2 separate regions of the Homo sapiens genome follow, and region 2 is linked to region 1. A link is an interaction called in ENCODE POLR2A ChIA-PET data of the cell type or tissue named here. Cell type or tissue: OCI-LY7. All regions are shown on one strand. Each heading gives the region's core, and the rest is flanking DNA. Links, peaks and the distances in the headings are about the cores only.

Region 1 (5,375 bases), core at 98-5,097:
GAGCCCAGGAGTTAGAGACCAGCCTGGGCAACACGGCGAAACTCCATTTCTACCAAAAGTCCTAAAAAAAATTTGCCCGGGTGTGGTGGCGTGTGCCTGTAGTCCCAGCTATTCCAGAGGCTGAGGGGGGAGGATCGCCTGAGCCTGGGAGGTCAAGGCTACAGTGAGCTGAGATCACACCTCTGCACTCGAGCCTGGGTGAAAAAGAGAGATCCTGTCTCAAAACAAAAGCAAAACAAACAACAACAACAACAGAAGAGAAGTTCTGAGATGCCCATGTAGGACAGCTGGTTACTCATTGGGGGACTTTCCCAAAGCGATTTTGGGGAAGGTAGGAACTACTGGGATGAGGAGGGCATAGGAGATGGGCTGTATTCCCAGGGAGCTTAAAGGAGTCAGGGCAGAGGCTTCAGAGTAGGAATCAGGGCAGGATTTGGGGGATGGAAGATCCTGTCTTCCTCCGAGACAGAGAGAAGGCGGGTGTGTGTGCGGCGCGGAATAGAGGCAGGTGGTGCCGACAAGGAAACGTGCGGAAGGAAGGGAGATAGACGCAATCCCTGCATATTTTTCTCAGCCCATTCTGTGCTCTTCACAACACGCCTGCCTTTATGACCTGGGGGACAGGGTGAGAGGCTTCTGCATGTCAGAGCTAGACTGAGAGGATGTTCCTCCCTTGTCTTCAGAGCTGAGTGGGTCATAACATTTAGAACTAGATGAGGCCAGGCGTGGTGGCTCACACCTGTAATCCCAGCACTTTGGGAGGCCGAGGCGGGAGGATCACTCAAGGTTGGGAGTTTGAGACCAGCCTGGCCAACATGGCAAAACCCGGTCTCTACTGAAAACACAAAAATTACCCAGGCATGGTGGTGCACGCCTGTAGTCCCAGCTACTGGGGAGGATGAGGCAGAGAATTGCTTGAACCTGGGAGGCGGAGGTTACAGTGAGCCAAGATCATGCCACTGCACTCCAGCCTGGTCAACAGAGCGAGACTCTGTCTCAATTAAAAAAAAAAAAAAAAAAAAAAAAAAAAAAGTAGATGGGGCCTCAGAATTCACTGAGGCCAATTTCCTGATTTAACAATGAAGAGAAAACTCCAGAGGGACTGAGGGAGCTGTCCAAGGTCACCTAGCAAGTGAGGGACAGATCTGGGATCAGAAGACCAGTCTCTCACCAGCTGGCCTGTGTCTTCTACTGCACTGTGCTGGTCCCCACAGGCCTCTGAGCGGTCCTCTCTGATGAAGCTTCCTACGCTGATAAAAATATTCTCTATCCATGCTGTCCAATATGATAGCCACCACCCACAAGGGATGATTAAGCACTTGAAGTGCAGCCTGTGTGAGTGAGAAACAGAATTTTAAATTTCGCTTAATTTTTTTTGAGACAAGGTCTTGCTCTTTCACCCATGCTGGAGTGCAGTGGCACAATCACAGCTCACTGCAGCCTTGACCTCTTGGGCTCAAGCGATCCTCCTGCCTCATCCTCCCGAGTAGCTGGGACCACAGGCCTGCACCACCACGCCTGGCTAATTTATTTTTATTTTTTATAGAGATGGGGTCTTCCTATGTTGCCCAGGCTGGTCTCAAACTCCTGGGCTCAAGCAATCCTCTGGCCTCAGCTTACCAAAGTGTTGGGATTACAGGCGTGAGGCACAGCATTTAGGCTGTGTGCGGTGGCTCATGCCTGTAATCCTAGCACTTCGGGAGGCCGAGGCGGTGGATCACCTGAGATCAGGAATTCGGGACCAGCCTAGCCAACATGGTGAAACCCTGTCTCTACTAAAACTACAAAAATCGGCCGGGCGCGGTGGCTCACACCTGTAATCCCAGCACTTTGGGAGGCTGAGGCGGGTGGATCACAAGGTCAGGAGTTCGAGACAAGCCTGGCCGACATGGTAAAACCTCATCTCTACTAAAAATACAAAAAATTAGCTGGGCGTGTTGGCGGGCGCCTGTAATCCCAGCTACTCAGGAGGCTGAGGCAAGAGAATCACTTGAATCCAGGAGGCGGAGGTGGCAGTGAGCTGAGATCGCGCCACTGCACTCCAGCCCAGGCAACAGTGCTACACTCCATCTCAAAAAACAAAAACAAACAAACAAATTTAAAAAATCCAAAAATTAGCTGGGTATGGTGGTGCATGCCTGTAGCTACTTGGGAGGCTGAGGCAGGAGGATTGTTGTGTATATTTTGCCACAATCAAAACAAAACAAAACCCAAAACCAATTTAATATCCACATACGGATATTAATATCCAAATACGTGCAATTGGTGACCGAATTGCACGGTACAGCTCAAAGAATGTTTCCAAGAATGGCTTTTGATGACCACCTCAAAGCTCACAGTCTTTCCAGAGAGACCGTCACCCTCTCCCCAAGGGGGCAGCCTGATGTTCCAGGAGGTGGCAGCCACTCGTCCAGGTCAGAAAGCGACTGCCAAGAACTCACTGGACCTTGGAAGTCAGCCAGCTGCCAATCTGTCAGCTTGCATCCGGAGGGCTGGAGAAGAAGCGCTGTGTTAACTGTGCAACTCTGTGCTGCTGTGCACGCTCGGTATGTGGGTCCCGAGGGGTTTCCACTCCACTGGGCAGGAACAGGGAGGGAAGGCTGTCATGTTTCGGTTTCTGAATGTCCAGCTGCTGTGACAGCAGGAAAGAGTCGCCAAGGGCTGAGACTGGTGGGTGGGCTGGCTCCCCAGATAGAACAATCCACCCAGAGCCCATTCTGTAGGTAGTGAGGCAGCCTCCATCAAACCAGTCGTGGATTCTCTGTTTCTGTAGAGCTCTGCCTGTTTATGCCTCACTTTCTGGGGATGAACTGGCCTGGGCTTCTGCAATAATTTCAGCACAAGGAGTTAAAAGAGAACCATAGTTGCCCAGTGTGGTGGCTCATGCCTGTAATCCCAGCACTTTGGGAGACCGAGGCGGGTGGATCACAACAAGGTCAGGAGATCGAGACCAGCCTGGCCCACATGGTGAAACCCCATCTCTACTAAAAATACAAAAATTAGCTGGGCGTGGTGGTGTGTGCCTATAATCCCAGATATTTGGGAGGCTGAGGCAGGAGAATCGCTTGAACCCGGGAGGTGGAGGTTGCTGTGAGCTAAGATTGCACTACTGCACTCCAGCCTGGGTGACAGAGCAAGACTCCATCTCAAAAAAAAAAAAAAAAAAAGAGAACCATAGCATCTTCCACCAAGACACAGACCTCCATGGCCAGCCCTGTCCCCTGTCAAGAGCTCTCCCGGCCCCATGTTCTTTTCCTTCCTGGCGGTTAGCACAGTAGATGCTCAAAAAGGTATCTGTGACAATATTTGTGTTGCAAATGATGTCAAAACTGTGCAAAACCATGTTGGTTTGAATCCTGGCTCTGCCACTTACTGTTCCTCCTCAGGTGAGTTACTTAACCCCACTCTGTCTTGATTTCTCTGTGGTTTTCCCCATAGAGAGAAGACATTTGTTAATGTATGAAAAGTCCTTAGAACAATGGAATGAAGCTTCCATGAAGTCAGCTTTCTCAGGTCCACAGCAAATATTTGGGGGAGTGGAGGTGGGGGCAGAACCCTTCAGGCATTCAGTACAAGGTAGTGGTGTGTGTACGTGGGAGGCAGTCCCAGATGTCAGAACCTGAATTCAAAGCGCATTCTGGCTGTAGTGGGTTGAACAGTGAACCCTCCAGAAGTTATGTTGATGTCCTAATCCCTGGAATGCTACCTTATTTAGAAAAAATAAGGTATGCAGGTACGATTTAGTTAAGAATATGAGGGCAAGAGTTTATTCCTGGATTTTCTGAGTGGGGCCTAAATGCAGTCATATGTATCCTTATGACACAGCAGAAGAGGGAACTTTGAGAGGGAAGAGGAGAACGCCCTGTCACCACTGAGGCAGAGACTGGAGTGAAGCAACTCCAAATCCAATGGAAGGATCCTCCCCCGGATCCTTTGGAGGGACCCTGGTGACACCTCGATTTCAGACCTATGGCCTCCAAAACAGTGAGAGAATACATTTCCCTTGTTTGAAGCCGTGTGGTTTATGGTACAGTCATGTGCTACATAACGATGTTTTGATATGTTTTGATCAACAGCGGACTGCCTATACAATGGTGGTCCCATATGGTTATAACTGTATTTTTACTGTACCTTTTCTGTTTAGATATGTTTTTTATTTTTTATTTTTTTGAGATGGAGTTTTGCTCTGTCACCCAGGCTGGAGTGCAGTGGCATGATCTCAGCTCACTGCAACCTCCACCTCCCAGGTTCAAGCGATTCTCCTGCCTCAGCCTCCCGAATAGCTGGGATTACAGGTGCCTGCCACCACACCTGGCTAATTTTTGCATTTTTCAGTAAAGAAGGAGTTTCGCCATGTTGGCCAGGCTGGGCTCGAACTCCTGACCTCAGGTGATCTGGAATTACAGGCGTGAGCCACCGTGCCCGGCCTAGATATGTTTAGATACACAAATACTTACCATTGTGTTACAACTGCCTACAGTATTCAAGACAGTAACCTGCTGTGCAGGTTTGCAGCCTAGGTGCAATAGGGTATGCCCCATAACTGAGGTGTGCAGTAGTTTATACCATCTAGGTTTGTGTTAAGTTCTCTACATGATGTCCACACAATGACAAAATCGCCTATTGACTCAGTTCTTAGACTATATTTCCAAGGCTGGAAACAGTGGCTCATATCTGTAATCCCAGCACTTTGGGAGGTTAAGGTGGGAGGCTCTTTTGAGCCCAGGAGTTTGAGACCAGCCTTTGGTAACATAGGGAGACCCCACCTCTACAAGAAATTTAAAAATTAGCCAGGTGTGGTGGCATGCATCTGTGGTTCCAGCTACTCTGGAGGCTGAGGTGGGAGGATCGCTTGAACCCAGGTGGTCGAGGCTGCAGTGAGCTGTTATCAGGCCACTGCACTCCAGCCTGGGTAACAGAGTGAGACCTTGTCTCAAAAGATAAAAAGTATCCCCCAGGACAATGTCAGTTAAACAAGATCTGTAGATTTTGTTATCTAATTAGACCCAGGATAGAATGGATGTGGGACAAGTAAGAATGCTGTTAAAATGAAGAAAATCCTGGCCGGGCATGGTGGCTCATGCCTGTAATCCCAGCACTTTGGGAGGCCGAGGTGGGTGGACCACTTGAGGTCAGGAGTTCGAGACCAGCCTGGCCAACATGGTGAAACCCTGTTTCTATTAAAAATACAAAAATTAGCTGGGTATGGTGGCGGACACCTGTACTCCTAGCCACTCAGGAGACTGAGGCAGGAGAATCACTTGTATCTGGAAGGTAGAGGTTGCAGTGAGCCGAGACTACTACACTCCAGCCTGGGCGACAGAGCGGGACTCTATCTCAACATAAAAATAAAAATAAATTAAAAAATAGAGAAA
Region 2 (5,375 bases), core at 98-5,097, 390 kb before region 1:
CTGGTGGCTTGCAGAAGGCTCGGAGCCTCGAGCTTACCAGTGTGGCCATCAGATACTCCTGCACAAGGGGATTCTGCACCTTCCAATTTTAGAACCAGGGGCTCGAGAGCATCTAAGATGAAAATCAACACTCATCTTCCTCTGAGCTGGCTTCCTCCAACCCCGCTCTCTGACTGGATCCTTGTAGCTGAGTTGTTTCCCTGGCCTCTTTTATTTTAGGCCGAATTCTTGACTGCTGCCAGTGTGGGGCTAAGGTAGGATGAAAAGTATGTGAGGAAGCAGACCGTTTCCTGGCCAGAAGAAAGGCCCCACCATGCCTCCCTGCCAGCTTAAGAGATCATTCGCCCAGGAATATGAGTGAATTCATACCCCATTCCATGTAGCCGAGGCCACTTCTCTGGGCTGGGGCTGAGGCCGAGTCTCCTCTACAAAAGCAGAGTAGGGAACTAAGGGTGTATTTTATATCATTCAGGCCCCAGACTCCAGATAATTTCAGTGAAGGTAGGATTTTTCTCACTGGAATTGCTTTAGTTTGAGTGTGCCTTCCTGAAGTGAGTTGAGGCGAGTTGGCGCAGCCCGGGCCACCAGTGGGCTGCATCACTTGTTCCTCTTTGGAGTTGGGTTGGGTGGTCTTGAGATGGCACAGACCAGGCATGGCTTGCTTCCTCCTTGAGCTGGCAAGAAATAAAAACATTTCTTGCTTTGCTAGAAAATGTCTTCTGTGGCTGAGCCACCAAAGAGCATCGATCTGTGGGCACCACTTTCTCCATGCCCATGCCTGCCAGGCACACTCAGCAGAGCTGCCACTTGCTCCTTCCTTCCAGGATGATAAACTGGGGACAGGGGCCGGGATGGCACAGGCTCAGACAAGAGCTGCTTTGGACTCTGAAATAAGTGTTTTTCCTTTTCTTAAGACAGGGCTGAAGAGCCAGATCTGGGCTGAGCTGGGGGTCCTGGGTTTCATGACAGTAACGGTGATGTGGTGGTAAATGTGGGGGTGTGGCTTTGCTCCCAGGTGCCATTGTCACCCATGGCCTTCCTGAGCCCTTGTTATGTCCCAGATGAAGCTTCAAGAGATGACATGTTCGAGAGGGAATAAAGGACGTGTGTTTGGCGTTGAAACTCCACTCCCAGAATACTGGGTCCAAATACAGAATACTAGGTCCAAAAGGCTGCCATGCGGCTGGCCTTCCTGCTGGGAAGGAGTCTGTCTGTGTGTCTGTCTGTGTTTAGGAAGGGAGGTTGAGGCAGGGCAGGGTCAGAGAGCACTGCCGTGGGGAGGAGGGTATCCATTTCCTGGTGATATCCTTCCATTCAAAGCGGGTATCCCAGAACAGGTGGCCAGGGACGGGTGAGCTGGGGAGGGCCAGGAGAGAGATCTCTGCTTGTGTGAGAAAGGATGGCCGAGCTGGCCTAGAACCGCTGCTAGACTATCTCCAAAGTTTCTGCAGCACCCTGAAGGTGAACCAGTGCCTTCAGACCTTCCCTGACACCTAAGCCTTGGTCCTAGGAAAGAAAAAAAAAAATCCAAAGCTAACAAAATACTTGAGCGAATGGAACTGTCAGCGTCACCCTGTCAGATCCCTCCTGTGCGCCTGCAGCGGAATCCCCACGAAGTCCAGGTATTTGAGTGGTGGCTCTTTTCTTTATCTAAACTCTTTAATGATGGAGAGCTTCCCACATAGAAAGAACTCCTGTGTACCCACCACTAGTGCCAGCAATCGCCAGATCACGGCCAATCTCAATTCAACCATCCTCCCAACTGCCCACCCATGCTGAGTTATTTAGAAGATCCAGGCATTATAGCTTTTCATCTGTAAATGTTTTTGTGCACATCTCTAAAGATACGGACTCTTGAAAAACCAAACCACAATACCACTATTATACCCATTAAAAATTCAGCATTTTTTTTTAGTATCATCAGATACTGGTTAATGTTCACATTTCCCTAATTATCACTTAATTTTTTGTTTATAGTTTGTTTGAATCAGGATCCAGATGGGGTCAGTCCTGCATTGCGATGGGTTGATCAGTCTCAAAAGACTCATCATAATCTCTAGGTAGTCCTTCTCCTCTTCCTCTTCCTTAGTCTTGGTTTCTTTTCTGGCAGTTGTCATTGTTGTTGTCGTTGAAGGAAACAGGTTGTTTGTCCTGTGGGGTTTCCTCAGCTGGACTCTGCAGGCTGCGCTGCCCCGAGTGATTCAGTGAGTGTGGTGCTCTGAGAGCAGATTCGGCCTCCCCTCCCTCCCTACCTTCAGGTCCCGGGACAGCTGAGCTTAGCCTTACCTGTCGCAGGAAATGGGTTAGCACCTGAAGATTTGTCTAAGTGAACTTTTTCACCTGTGGGGTTGCCTTCTCAGGTATGAGAGCTTCTTGGTTTCGGCACTCTAGTTTAGGGTTTGGGGCTTTGTAGCAGGCACTAGTTTTCAGGTCTGAGGGAGGGCTGCCCATCCACGTCCTTCCTTGGCGGTGGAGGGCATTGTTCAGCTGTGTCCATACTGCCAAGACGGGGCTGGTGCCAGCGAGGTTCCCCAAGCCTTTGCTGGATGCCCAACCCGACTGTTGGCTCTGGGGTGAGTATGTGGGAGGGTCCACAGGAGCACCCGCCGCTTTCTCCAGGTCCACCCCCACCATGGACCCTGTGCCGCCTCATCCATTGCCTCCTTTTTCAAGGCCCAGAAATGCCACTGGTCTGCGTCTTTGAGGCAGCGCCATCTGGTGCCAGGGCTGACAAAGATCGCAGGGCCCTGGAACTGACGCCTAAAATTAGCAGGATCTACAGATTATCTTTTAACCCAATGTAGGGTCCCCTTTAGAACATCCCAGAAGAGGTGTCACTGTCATTCAAAGGTCAGCTTTGGTTGTAAAATTCTTCCATTCTTCCATGTCTAGCTTGTAGGATGGTTCCAGGGATTAAACCAGCTAATATGTAAAGATACCGGCACATAGCAGGACGGCAGCTGCTGTGATTGAGGACAATTGTTATGATTTAGGGAGCCCAAGGCTGACTCTCTGTCACCTTTACTTGTTGGTCTTTTTTTTCTCTTAAGGGATGACCCAGGTGAAAGCTGATTTTCCTGTAACAGGACAGCATTTGAAATACCAAAGGCAGCTCTTATGTCTCCCTTCCACCCTTCTCCCCAGGAAGCTGTCTCCTCTCCAGCCTGAATATCACCAGTCCCTAATGCCTCCCACATTTCACATGGCTCCTAGTGCCCTTGCCATTTTGGTAACCACCTCCTGGAAGCCCTCTGGTTTGTTTTGGTCCCTCTGATTCATAAAATTTCTGAAACTGGAGTGTTCAGAATTGAACACAGAAACTCCAAGCATGATCAGATCCTAGCCAGCCATGGTGGCTACATAATTTTCAGGGCCTTCCAGCTACATACTGTGCAGGGCTCAGTGCAAAATGAAAATGTGGGGCTCCTTGTTCAAAATTTTTAGGAATTACAGCACGACATCAGTTAGAGCATTTAACCAAGCGTGGGGGGCACGCAAGTTGCACACCCGTGAAGCTGGCCCTGGCCACCTTTGTTTTGGACATTCGTGTCTGTTAATACAACTTGGGGTGCTGGGTCTGGGTGATGTGGAATAATGATGGGGCTCAGGCTGGCCTCAGAGCGGGGCATGACCCCAAAGAGGAGAACAGAAATGCCCAGACCCAATCCTTATGCTTGGGCTTGGTCTTATTCTCAGACTCCTTTGACCACCTGCTCTTGTCCCTTTTGTTCATAGTGCTGTCCACCCAACCAGTCAAGAGCTCCCATTGCCTACAACATGCAGGGGGTTTCTCAGTAGAGTGCTTGCTCTGCTGGCTGAATTGGAGGCTATGACATGGGGGAAAAAAGAGTCACCTTTGTCGGAGCTTGAGCCAGCAAAGCGCCGACCGTGAACAAGCCAGAGGGGACCTAGAGGCCTGATCCCATAATTATGGGCATGGTGACCAGCCGTGCTCTATTGCTGACCCAGAGGAAACAGGGCTACTCTGCAGCAGAAGGGCTGGGGTCCAGACGTGCAGAAGGACTTCCTGAGAACTTGGTTTACTTTTTGGCGCTTCCAAAGCATGGTAGAATTCCCTTTATCCATGAAATGCACACTTAGTCAACTTACTGTGAGCAAGGTCCTGGCCTAGGGGTTCCTAGATCTCTAAGAATAAGAGAATCTTGCGTGTACCTGGCAGGCTTTGGGTAAAGGCCCGATGATATCTTCTAGAAGGCTTCCTCCCGTAGGCGTAGGCGTGAACCTGCAGTGACCCATGCTGGAGGGGAGGGAAAGCCCAAAGGGCCTTATTTGGGGGATAGCTCACAGTGGGCTGTGAATTGGGAGGCAAGGTCCTTCTTGGCCACCCTCTAGTGTTACAGAGACCTGGGATGCCAGAGGAAGAGTGGGTTAGAAGGGGTAATGAGGCCAGTGCTACGTTCTCCCTCTGTCCTGGCTTCCTGTAGCAGCTGGGCAGAGAGGGGACAGCTGAGTGTCCCCTTTTCTGCCTAGGGAAGAAGGTGACTCCCTCCCCACCCCTTTTTCTCTTTGCCCTGTCCGTCCCATCCCTCCACCCCCGCCCTTCTGTCTCAGGAGCTGCCACGCTTCAGTTATTTTATCCTTCAGTGTCCGATTCAGAAGTCTTTTCAAAGGCCCCAGCCGTGTCAGCGCGGTGCTCGCACAAAAGGCCTCTTTGATTTCTTGTTTGTTTTCATTTGCCAGTGGAGGGGGAGGGGGGCAGGAGAGAAAGAGCTTCTGGGTTTTAAAATTTTTATTTGGGTTGCTTCATTCTCAGAGGAGTTGGCTCCCTGGAACTCCTTTCTGAGTTGGGGGCTCAGAGTTGAACGGCAGCCTTCTGAAGAGAGGGCTAGTGTAGGAGTGGAGGGTTGGGTGGAGCTCCCAGGGTGACAGGAGGAGGTGTAGGGGTTTAAATATAGTTATTGATTCATCCTACAAACACTTTGGGCAGATCTTATGTGCTAGGCCTAAGGGCAGCCCTGCCTGTTGGGTAGAGGAAAGGTCTGAGGTGTCTGGCACATGACATTCCCCTGTGTGTTGCATCGTTCGAGGACTCCTCACAGCTGTGGATTTGCACAGTTGTGAACTTTGACTTTGTTATTTTTCCTTTTTTGTCCCAGATTCCGCCTTTGAAGGGATTCTACTAGCATACACACTTCTTGGAGACTCAGTACTTCAGAATACAGGTTGGGGCTTCCCACCCTAAATCAGAGAATGAGGGAGAGGGAGTGAGAGGTTTATAGAGCAGCTAGGTGTCTTCCTGGGAATGGTGTGCAGAGGACCTGGGCCCACAGCTTGTTTTGGACTTTGAGGGCAGGTCAGTGCTGCTGAGACCTTGGTGAGTAGGGAGTTGAGGCCAAAAAGAAATGGAAGGCCAT

What was found. ChIA-PET counts read pairs that join two places held together with the same protein. Peaks named below come from ENCODE experiments on the same cell type or tissue, not always from the same donor. Only the 100,000 strongest peaks of a DNase experiment are listed, where the experiment ranks them.
Region 2: POLR2A ChIA-PET joins it to region 1 with 5 read pairs; 1 of 35 experiments calls an interaction of 5 or more read pairs at or near these places.

The regions. Positions count from the first base shown.
Region 1 is chr19:13,414,742-13,420,116 of GRCh38, forward strand. All of the region lies in intron 3 of CACNA1A (calcium voltage-gated channel subunit alpha1 A), which reads right to left. Among named protein-coding and RNA genes, the nearest start is that of CACNA1A, 89 kb to the right of the region's middle. In OCI-LY7, for the core only: no CTCF peak of the experiment used is centred there; a DNase peak (open chromatin) is centred at 2,550.
Region 2 is chr19:13,027,425-13,032,799 of GRCh38, forward strand. The region is part of intron 2 of NFIX (nuclear factor I X); the gene reads left to right. Among named protein-coding and RNA genes, the nearest start is that of NFIX-AS1, 15 kb to the left of the region's middle. In OCI-LY7, for the core only: CTCF peaks have their summits at 2,708 (motif pointing left) and 2,913; a DNase peak (open chromatin) is centred at 2,737.